Linked DNA regions of Homo sapiens: region 2 is linked to region 1. A link is an interaction called in ENCODE POLR2A ChIA-PET data of the cell type or tissue named here. Cell type or tissue: HepG2. All regions are shown on one strand. Each heading gives the region's core, and the rest is flanking DNA. Links, peaks and the distances in the headings are about the cores only.

What was found. ChIA-PET counts read pairs that join two places held together with the same protein. Peaks named below come from ENCODE experiments on the same cell type or tissue, not always from the same donor. Only the 100,000 strongest peaks of a DNase experiment are listed, where the experiment ranks them.
Region 2: POLR2A ChIA-PET joins it to region 1 with 5 read pairs; 1 of 35 experiments calls an interaction of 5 or more read pairs at or near these places.

The regions. Positions count from the first base shown.
Region 1 is chr18:51,035,319-51,040,708 of GRCh38, reverse strand. All of the region lies in intron 1 of SMAD4 (SMAD family member 4), which reads right to left. Among named protein-coding and RNA genes, the nearest start is that of SMAD4, 7.8 kb to the right of the region's middle. In HepG2, for the core only: no CTCF peak of the experiment used is centred there; a DNase peak (open chromatin) is centred at 2,388.
Region 2 is chr18:49,133,603-49,138,992 of GRCh38, reverse strand. All of the region lies in intron 15 of DYM (dymeclin), which reads left to right. Among named protein-coding and RNA genes, the nearest start is that of MIR4744, 87 kb to the right of the region's middle. In HepG2, for the core only: no CTCF peak of the experiment used is centred there; a DNase peak (open chromatin) is centred at 2,932.

The DNA of each region.
Region 1 (5,390 bases), core at 156-5,155:
GGTATACTAATAAATGGACGAGAAAGCCAAATAACCAAACTAATTAAGATACTCTCTAAAATTAAACAGGCTGAATACTGGCCAGAGAGAGGTTCTCATGTAAATTCATGTATTTTAGGTAAGGAGTGTTGACATTTTTTCTCAGATGTTAGTTTACTTTTGAATTAACTGTATTATATGTGTCAAACATGTATTTTCTAGAAGTTGTAAGTGTTTTGATCAGTGATCAATAAACTACTTACTATGGGAATATTTGAGAAAAGTGCTTAAAATTTTTTTTTTTTTTTGAGACAGAGTTTCACTGTGGCCCAGGCTGGAGTGCAGTGGTGCCATCTTGGCTCACTGCCACTTCTGCCTCCTGGGTTCAAGCGATTCTCCTGCCTCAGCCTCCCCAGTAGCTGGGACTACAGGGGCGCATCACCATGCCCAGCTAATTTTTGTATTATTAGCAGAGACAAGTTTCACCACGTTGGCCAGGATGGTCTCGATCTCCTGACCTCATGATCTGCCCGCCTTGGCCTCCCAAAGTGCTGGATTACAGGTATGAGCCACCATGCCCGGCGCAAAAGTGCTTAAATTTAACTAGGGGAGGAGAAAAAAGCTGGGCCTGGTAATATATCAATGTTATTACTAGGAATAAACTCTAAACTTAGGTTTACCAACAGGAAAAAAAGGTGTTCACGGTTAGTGCAACTGTCTGCAGCACAAGCTAAAGACTAAATCCTAGACAGCAAGTTGAGGTTCTTCAAACTGAGGGCAGTTGGCGAACTTCCAAGAGCACATTTATACAGCAATAAAAGCAACAAAAAGTTTTTTTTTAACTTTTAAGATGAATGACAAAGGACAAATCGAGATGTATGCTTCTTGTTTACCTATGTGTCTTAAATGTCATTTTGGTATGCCACCTTCAGTTTAAATGATCTTATTTAAAAATTACCCTTTTTGGATTAATAAATTAAAGGCTGTTAAAAGAAGAAATAACAAAGTACTATAGGTGGACATCAGTTTTTGTGTACCAGCATGTATTTCTCCATTTGTAAAACAGCAGTCTGATTTTCCAAGGAGAATCTCCCCATCTGGCCAGGTGGGACAATTCCCAGACTAACCAGAGCCACCCCCTGGCCACAGTGTTGTTTCTGATGAAAAAGAACGCAAGGCAGGCAAGTGACATAGCTCTAGCACTTCCGATGGAACTACGGGGGGTGGGGGGGTGGGGGGGTGGGGGGGGGAAGGCCCTCTTCATGCTTCCTTGAAGCTGGGGATAGTTAGCCTGCAAACTACCTGAGAAACAGAAAGAAAGCAAAGTCAAGAGTCCTGGTGATGCTGCTTGAAACCCTGGATATAGCAATCTGAGGTCAGCTCTATCTCCAGACCAAGCCAATGAATTCCCCTTTTTACTTAAGTCTGACTCTTACATGTTCCCTGATAACTGAACAGAAACTGAATGACTAACGTCCTTAGAAATAACAGCAATATAGTACAAACCATAAAAACAATTCAATCAATCAGTAATTTAGTCGATAATGCATAGAAATAGTTACTTTAAAACAGCAGCTGTCAAACTCTCTGATCTCAGGATCCCTTTATTCATATTCTTTTTCTGAGACATAGTCTCAGTCTGTTGCCCAGGCTGGACTGCAGAGGCATGTTCTCAGCTCTCTGCAACCTCCGCCTCCCAGGTTCAAGTGATTCTCGTGCCTCAGCCTCCCAAGTAGCTGGGATTACAGACATGTACCACCATGCCCAGCTAATTTTTGTATGTTTAGTAGAGAAAGGGTTTCGTCATGTTGGCCAAGTTGGACCTTTATTTATACTCTTCATTATTAAAGACACCAAATAGCTTTTATGCGGGCTATATACATTGATATTTATCATATTATAAATAAATAAAACTACTAAAATTTTTGGTATTTGCTTTATTAATTCATTTAAAATAATAAACCCATTACGTTAATATAAACATCTTATGAAAAACAGAATTTTCTAAAACAAAGTCAGGAATCAGAGTAACACTGTTTTACATCTTCACAAATTTCTCTTAATGCCTAGCTTAATAGGAGACAGCTGGATTCCCATATCTGCTTCTGCATTCAATCTGCTATGATATGTTGTTTTGTTTAAAGTACATGAAGAAAACGTGTCTCACATGGACAGCTAATTGGAAGAGAGGAGTATTTTAACAGCCTTCTCAGAAAACAATGGATATTCATCTTTTATTCAACACCAAAACTCAAGTGGCAATTCTGAAAGGTTAGTTGCAATGTGGAATTCACTGTATCAGTGAACTTTTTGGCTCTGGTGTATATAAAAATCCATTTGTCTATGTTGTACTTTGAACGGATCGCCTACCCATGCACGATTTTGTAACATGAATTGGTCATTTGGGAAAATATTGGTTCAATGAGTTACACAGATCTTCCCAGTGTTGACACACTTCCTCATACTGCCCCCCCCCCCACAGTCTCGCTCTGTAGCCTAGGCCCGAGTGCAGTGGTGCGATCCTAGCTTAATCCAGCCTTGAACTCCCTGGCTGAAGCAATCTTCTCACCTCACCCTCCTGAGCAGCTAGAACTACATGCCACTACACCTAATTTTTATATGTTATTGTAGAAACAGGGTCTCGAACTCTTGGCCAAAAGCAATTCTCCCACCTCCGCCTCCCACAGTGCTAGAAATATGGGTGTGCATCATCGTGCCCAGCCCAACATATTTTTTTTAATCACATTCCTTAATATCACCACCCATCTCATCAGAAAAGTCTTTAAGTATTAAGAAACTGGCAAGTCATAGTGACAGGAGTTTCCCAAAAATCTGATTTTCACTTGAAACATCAGATTTTAGCACTGGCTATAAATGTTCTCCTCGAAGTGGCCAGCTCACTTTATTCATTTCCAAGGAATTACCTGCCAAATACTCAAATCTAAATAGCTATCTGAGCTTATCTGTCATCCTGTTAAATAAAAATAAAAATGGTGTCCCACTAAAAAGCAGCTAGTTCAGCTTGCAGCTCAATAACACAAGTGCTTTTCCTAGAAAAGAACACTGTACTTCAATGTGCAGAAATGCTTTATGCATACTTCCCATTTAATCACACTATTAAAAAGACATACTCCAAGGTAGAGATTTTTTTAAAATTAAACCTTTTTACTGCTGCAGCAAGGGGATTATTAAGTGAAACCGGCATTTTTTCAAATGCTTATGTGTGTTTGACTATAAAGAACACAATGAGGACTCATATGTTTGGTATAACTGCCTAGAGTCATTTTAAAGTGCCAGCAGTTTACCCACCACTGCTCCTTCACCACCCATACAAATGTCCTCACAGTGAAAGGGCAAATAACGTCTCAGTTTCATTATGAAAATAATTTTGATTTTGTGAACCCCTTAAATATAAGGATCCTAGGGATCTCCAGGAGTCTGTGGACCATACTTTGGGAACCACTGTTTTAAAAGATGGTGGAAACCAAACTGAATTTTAATAACTGATAACTGAAAAATACATTTTATAAAACTTTTTTTGTTTTTTTGAGACAGTCTCGCTCTGTCAGCTAGGCTGGAGTGCAGTGGCACAATCTCAGCTCACTGCAACCTCTGTCTCCCAGGCTCAAGCAATTCTCTTGCCTCAGCCTCCCAAGAAGCTGGGATTACAGGCATGTGAGTAGCTGGGATTACAGGCATGTGCCACCATGCCCAATGAATTTTTGTATTTTTAGTAGAGACGGGGTTTCACCATGTTGGTCAGGCTGGTCTCAAACTCCTGACCTCAGGTAATCCGCACCCCCCTTGGCCTCCCAAAGTGCTGAGATTACAGGCGTGAGTCACCGCACCCGGCCTCATTTCATAAAACTTTTAACTGAAGCAGAGTTTCAAGTCATCTAGCTTATTCCTTCAAAGGGGGATGTATCAAAATCCCCCGCAGGTTAGGCCAGCTCCACTAACTAGAATCAAGGGTGGGGCTGTACCTTTAAAAAACACTCTGGAAGTCTGAGGTACTGTTAGTTTTACAAAGCATTGATCTAGTCTACAATCTTTACTTTACAAATTAAGTATCATGAGTATATGCAACTGATTAAAAAGACTAATTATATAGAAGTTGTATCATTTTTCCTTACAATTAGCCAGCCCCTTCATTATTTCAGCATCTATACACATTCTTCCTTCAACTAGTTTTAGTAGGCATATTTATGATGTAAGACACACCTAATGTGTTTATGTACAATGATTCCTGGCTTAGCTTACCCCATTAAATATTATTTCCGGTCATCCTTTCACTAGATTATTCAATTTTTACAAGGACTGCCCATCTACTGATAACATATGCTCTAGAATTCACTAGTGAATATCACTGACAAATATCCTTAATTCATCTTATATTTAGAAATACATTTTGACTTGAAAAGACCTGAGTAGCATACATTCATCCATATTAACATACAGAAATAATACCTTACTATAAAAATATATATTCGGTAGCATTCCTAGTTTTAAATCATAAATAAGATTTGGCTAGCCTGGGCAACAAAGCAAGACCCCCGCCCCCCCATTTCTACAAAACAGTTTTAAAAAAATCAGCCAGGCGTGGTGGTGCCGGCCTGTAGTCCTAGCTACTCTGGAGGCTGAGGCAAGATCTCTTGAACCCAGAAGTTGAAGGTTATAGAGGGCTATGATGATGTTACTGCACTCCATCCTGGGCAACCTGTCTCTAAAAAATAGATAAATAAAGCAGTAAGGATAAGCATACCAAAATAAACAAAACCTTTAGAATCAAGAGGCACTTTTTAAAAATAACACAGATTCCCATGCCTCCTCCACTCCATTCCCATTCTGAAGCAGCATGTGTGTTGCAATCAGATGGGAAAAAATATTTTTATTTTTTTAAATAGCTCTTCCAGAGACAGAGATGAAACTACTCCATAGCCCAGCACTTGGGAACTACTTCAGGTGATGTAAATGGAGAGCTGAACATGCCCTAGATGATCTCTACAGAAGTACTAGCTAGCTGGCCTAGCTGAGCAAATGTCTCACAGTGTATTAATTAAGCCCTGACAGAAAAAGCCCAATGCAACCTGCCTCTCAGAAACCAGTTAAGTGACTAGTTAATTGGGGGCTTGAAAATGTAAGGTTTACCAAGTAGATTAACGCCCTAAGAAGACAATTTGCATTGGGAGTTATATTTATTTATTTATTTATTTATTTTAGAGATGAGGTCTCACTTTGTTGCCCAGGCTGGCCTTGAAATCCTGGGCTCAAGTGATCCTCTTGCCTTAGCCTCCTGAAGTGCTGAGATTATAGATGTGAGCCACCAGACCAAGCCCACAGGGAGTTCAGATGCTAACTTGGGGACTTAAAGTAATTAGTCTCCAAAAGGAGTACAAGTAAGCATTTGAGAA
Region 2 (5,390 bases), core at 229-5,228, 1.9 Mb after region 1:
CTCGGAGAGATTGGCTATAACTGCTAATAAATTATGCATTCCACAATTAGGCCTTTTCTCCTATTTCTGGTATTACTCCTCATTTAATTGGAATTTCTAATGACGCTTGACTGAAACTCTTGAAAGTATTATAACATGAAGACTTAAATCGGACACTTCCTGTACTTCTGTATTCAGGTCTCAGTCTAAATCGTATTAATACTTACCTATCCTCCCTTTTCTCTGCTTTCATAGCATTTTTCACAATTTTCAGTTCTCCCCTACTGGACTCTAAATTCCAGTTAGTACAGTACCTGTTCATAATGCCACTGTTTAGTATTTGTTAAATAAATGACACATTTCATCTGGGAATATTGTGGTGTATAACTGATAGCTATTGGGAGAACTGATTAAATTGCATCAATTAGCCTGTTAATCTGAAGACGTTAATAAAACCTCCCCACCTGCCTAGATTACATTGAACCAAACCTACCAAAACCAGTAAATTACAGTGAAACAGAGACTGCTGGGCAGGTATTAAGTATCCATGTTATCAAGGCCCCTAGGAGGTGGAGGGAATATTCCGATAGCAACTGTTCTGGGATCTTTTGTAAAAGGCAATTTGCAACTGTGGTTTTTTGTGTGTGCAGTTAATGCCTTTTTAATTTCTCCCTCTGTGTCTTTGCCTTTCAGTTTTCTTATTCTTGTTGTTCAGCATGTCTGATTCCTCATCCAATTTACTCAAAATTTAATTGACATAAAGCTGAAGCCATTTAGAAGGTTATAATCATTCTTTTATTTGTCTTGTTGACATACCAAAGGGTTAGAGTTAGCAGTGACTATTGAATAATAACCAGTAAATTAGTTCAGATCATGGCACGGCATGTTTCTTATATATAAATCACATACATAAAAAAAGAAAAACCCCTTCCTAAACATTTTGCTTGATGAGGCAATTTTATTAAGAAGGCAATTAGATTACACACATTGGTTTTATACTACCATTTTCCTATTCTTTGGGCATAGAGATTTCTTGTTCACCTAACTCCCAGTGTAAAACCAAGGGGTTTTTAGAACTATTTTAACTGATCATTGGCTTTATTGATGAAATGTGGCAGAGATTTTCTAGTTGCTTCTGTGCACATTTAGGCGCTTCCCAAGGTTAAATGAGTTGTGTTCACTACAAAACACTTTCTGTTGCTCCCTATCTCTGTGATTGGTGCTAAGGTGGTGTGTACAGTCTGTCCCACTGGAACTGGTGCCTGTCTCATGACATCTCTGACTTTGGATCTTAGGGAAAGTATGGTTTGCTTTTAACTAAAGAAAAACTATCTGTTATTTATAAACTTAGAGGACAGCTGACCAAAGAGAATTATGGCCACCCTTTATCCAATGCTAAATTATCTACCCTTATTGTTCTTTCTTAATATTCCTACTAAATTAGGGGATGGCAGGGTTTCTAGAGTCAAAGGCAAAAATTCAGTCTTAATCAACATGGTTGATTATACATTTCTGTAGCATTTACAGTTAACAAGTCATTTTCAAATTAGTTCTCATAAAGGCAGGCAAGCATTATATTTCTACTTAACAAAAGAAAAGAAATTCTCAGATTAAATGAGTTGCTCAAACTCTGAGGTGATTATTTAGCAGAGTCAGGTCTAGAACTGAGGTCTTTTGACTCCCTGCCAGTATTCTTTCCATGTCACCAGGACAGGACTGAGAAAGTGTTCTGTTACTACTTGCCAAGTGTGAGGCCTGTACTGGGTGTGTTATTTAACTCATTCAGTTCTCATGGCACCACCATGATGAAGTAGGTCGGTGCAGGAAGGAAATGTCTACTTGTCACGTTGGTCATAGCAGAAGATATGCTGTGGTGGTCAGTTCAGTGTGTTCTGGTGATAGGATTGTCCTATGCAAATGTTACAAGGTCCACACATTGTAGAATCAGCTGCATCTTCATTCTGTACTGTCACTATACTTTGATAAGAAATGCTACCAAGTAAATTTTAGCTTTGTTGCCATTGATACTAGTATGAGTACTCAATGTTTTCTTGTTATAGTGTATTCATTACCATAAAATGTCTTTTACTTGCATTCTGTGTCTTCCTCTTAACAAAATCTTTTCCTTATACCCAAACCATTATGAGTGGATTAAAGAAATGCAATAGAAGAAAGGAGGGAGTTGGGTAGGGATCACATTCCTTCTTGCCAAGTAAACTTTGACTGAGAACACCCTTTAATAGCATTTTCCTGCATTTCTACATTAATATCAACTTTTCTTTGCCTCAAAAGAAGAGGATTTCCTTCATGCCTGATTAAGAGTATTTTTATTTCTGGTTTTATATTTTACATATTGAGAGTTGTTTCTACACACTTCTTCCCAAGAAGACTCTCAGGAAAATAAAATTAAGCATTTGTCTCTTCCAAAGAAATTGACACCATATAGCAAAATGACAGGCAGCTCCCAACTCATGGTGTAATTGATTGCTAGAATACGATTCCCAAGTGGAGCCGTTTTAAGTCAGACCCTTATAAATATTATACATATTAAGTCCTATCCCCCCAGACTAAATTCATTATAAAAACACAAAAATAGGTTACAACAAATGAAAAGTTTGTGTTTTAAAACCATGTAATCATAAAAGTAGCTAAAAATTGGGATATATATATAACATATATGTATGCTTTTGGGTTCCTTTGGGGCTTTGAAAATGTAAGTCCAGTGCTATTTGGACTGAAGACATCTTGTTATAGTAACACTTGCTGTAGTAAGGATTCTTCATTACACTCTAAGGACTTTCAAACTGTTTTTAAAATTAGTTTCTGCCACAGGAAATAAATTGCAAATTTAATACAGGATTGCCTCCTAAAGTTCTTGAATGGCAGTGGCTGGGCCACAGGGAGTTTCCATGGCAACCTCAGTGATCCCTTGCTCTAATTGTACCAGCAGACTGAGTTAGCTTCACTGCTGTTGACCTTGACTGACTCATGAGCATTAGCAGTTGTTTGGACAAAATGTAGGCATTGATGCCATTCATTAGACAACCATAAATACAACTTTTGGTCATGATTGTGAACTATAGTTATAATGCAGTGAGGTTTCAAAGCAGGCTGTCTCCAGTCAGGGTTACCTGTATTTCAGCACTAGACTTAAAATATTTTTTAAACATATACATAATATTTTCTCAGGAGATTAACCAGAGTTTAGTATAACAATAGCATTTAGGTTCTTAAAGATCTCAGATTCACAGCTTAGAGCATTTCATTGTAATGTACTTAAATGTTCTAAAATTCAAATTTCAGCCTGTTGGAAACACTTCTCTGTAAGAAGACATTAAAGTACAAGTCAGAAAACGTTAGTTTCTCTTAGTGCCTGATAGCCTTCTTATACCTCCTAAATACATCTGTACCTAATAAGAAACATTTGTTATTACCATTGCTTTTACTAGTAAGAGCAACAATTTCTTGAGCTGCTCCTCTGTATTAGGCATTGGGATAGGTGTTTTGCATGTTCATTGTCTCATTTCCACTCTTCTGTAATAGTTTTGTTGATAATGAAATCAAGGTTCAGACCCTCGCCCACGGTCATATAAGCAGTAAATAGTAGAACAAGGATTCAAAGGCAAGTCATAAGGAGCCTGGCCTGTTAACTCTTGTGCCACAGTGTTTCCTCTTGTATATCTGGCCAATTTTTCATACAACTGGGGAGTCTTTAATACACAGAGTAGTAGCTCCTGATTTGAATCTATGACAGTAGTTTTTTGTGTCTTCAGTAAAGTTCAGCATTCTTCAATTGTATTTGCAGTATTATTTCCAAGTGGAAATAGTCATTTTTTCTCTTTTTTAAAATGTTGTTTATTTACGTATCTGGAGAGAAGTGGTTTTTTTATGTTTTGTTTTTTTCCGAGATGGAGTTTTGCTCTTGTTGCCCAGGCTGGATCGCAGTGACACGATATCAGCTCACTGCAACCTCCGCCTCCCGGATTCAAGTGATTCTCCTGCCTCAGCCTCCCGAGTAGCTGGGATTACAGGTGTCTGCCACCACGCCCAGCTAATTTGTTGTATTTTTAGTAGAGATGGGGTTTCACCATGTTGACCAGGCTGGTCTCGAACTCCTGACCTTAGGTGATCCACCGCCTCAGCCTCCCAAAGTCCTGGAATTACTGGCGTGAGCCACCATGCCCGGCTGAGAAAAGTGTTTTTGATAGATTTCTGCCGTACAAAACTAGACAAGATTTTATAACTCCAAGGTGAAATAAATGACAAGGACTACATCTTATTTTATGTCCTTGGTATCTATTCTCAGTGCTTAAGACAATGCTACATGTCATGATGTTGGCACTCAGCTAATGTTTGTGAAATCATCGTGGTTATTTTCTATTCATTTTATTGTTTGTCTGTTTCAATAAACTGAGGATCTGTTTTGTCAAATTTTGTTAAACTGTGAGGTAGATTCACTTATTTCCATGTAGAAATAATTAAATCAAGACAGCATTCGTTTTATGTATTAATTATTCTAGAGGGAACTTTCCTTTTGAAAATAAAAATTCCTCAAGCATATTATTTGGCTTTTCACTAACAGTTCAAAAAATGCATCCTGTACTATTGCTTTTCTATTTTAATTTGCTAATTACTTGAAAAATAAAGTGAGGTGATATTTAATGCTGTTTGAAACGTAATCTCCTTATAAACCATTATGCAAAAGCTTACTCCTGCTGCTTCGCTAGAAATATCTTCATAAATGTCTAGATTTTCACCCAGTGAAGTTGGATCATTGGGGCTAATTGGTTTTTTTCTCCAACATTTTATTATTAAAATTTTCAAATATACAAAAAAGTTGAAAAATGTTGCAGTAAATGCCCATATACCTACCACCCAGATTCTTCAGTAAATTAACACTTTACTGGACTTGCTTTATTACCCTCTATTTATCTCTCTGTTCTTCTATCAATCAATCAATCCATCCTGTTTTATGCATTTCAAAGTTAGTTACATGATATCTCATTTTAATAGCTTCATGGTATTGCTTTGTCCAGATGTACTATAATTTAGTCAATCATCTACTATCGGACATTTGGAATTGTGGTAGGTATAATAATAGCCCCTGAAAAGTGTCCACATCCTATCCCCAGAACCTGTAGGTATGTTAAGTTACATAGCAAAAAGGACTTTGCAGATATAACTAAGGTTATGGACCTTAAAAGAGGGACATTAGACTGGTTATTCCAGATGGGTCTAACCTAAACACACAGGCCCTCAAAAGCAGAGAACTTTTTGTCCAGCCAAAGCAGGAGAGATGTACCAGATGGAGATCTCAGAGAGCTTCAAAGCTGAGTGGCATTTGACTTGCCATTGCTGGTTTGAAGATGAAGGAGGCAATGTGATGGGGAATGCAGGCACAGACTCCAAGC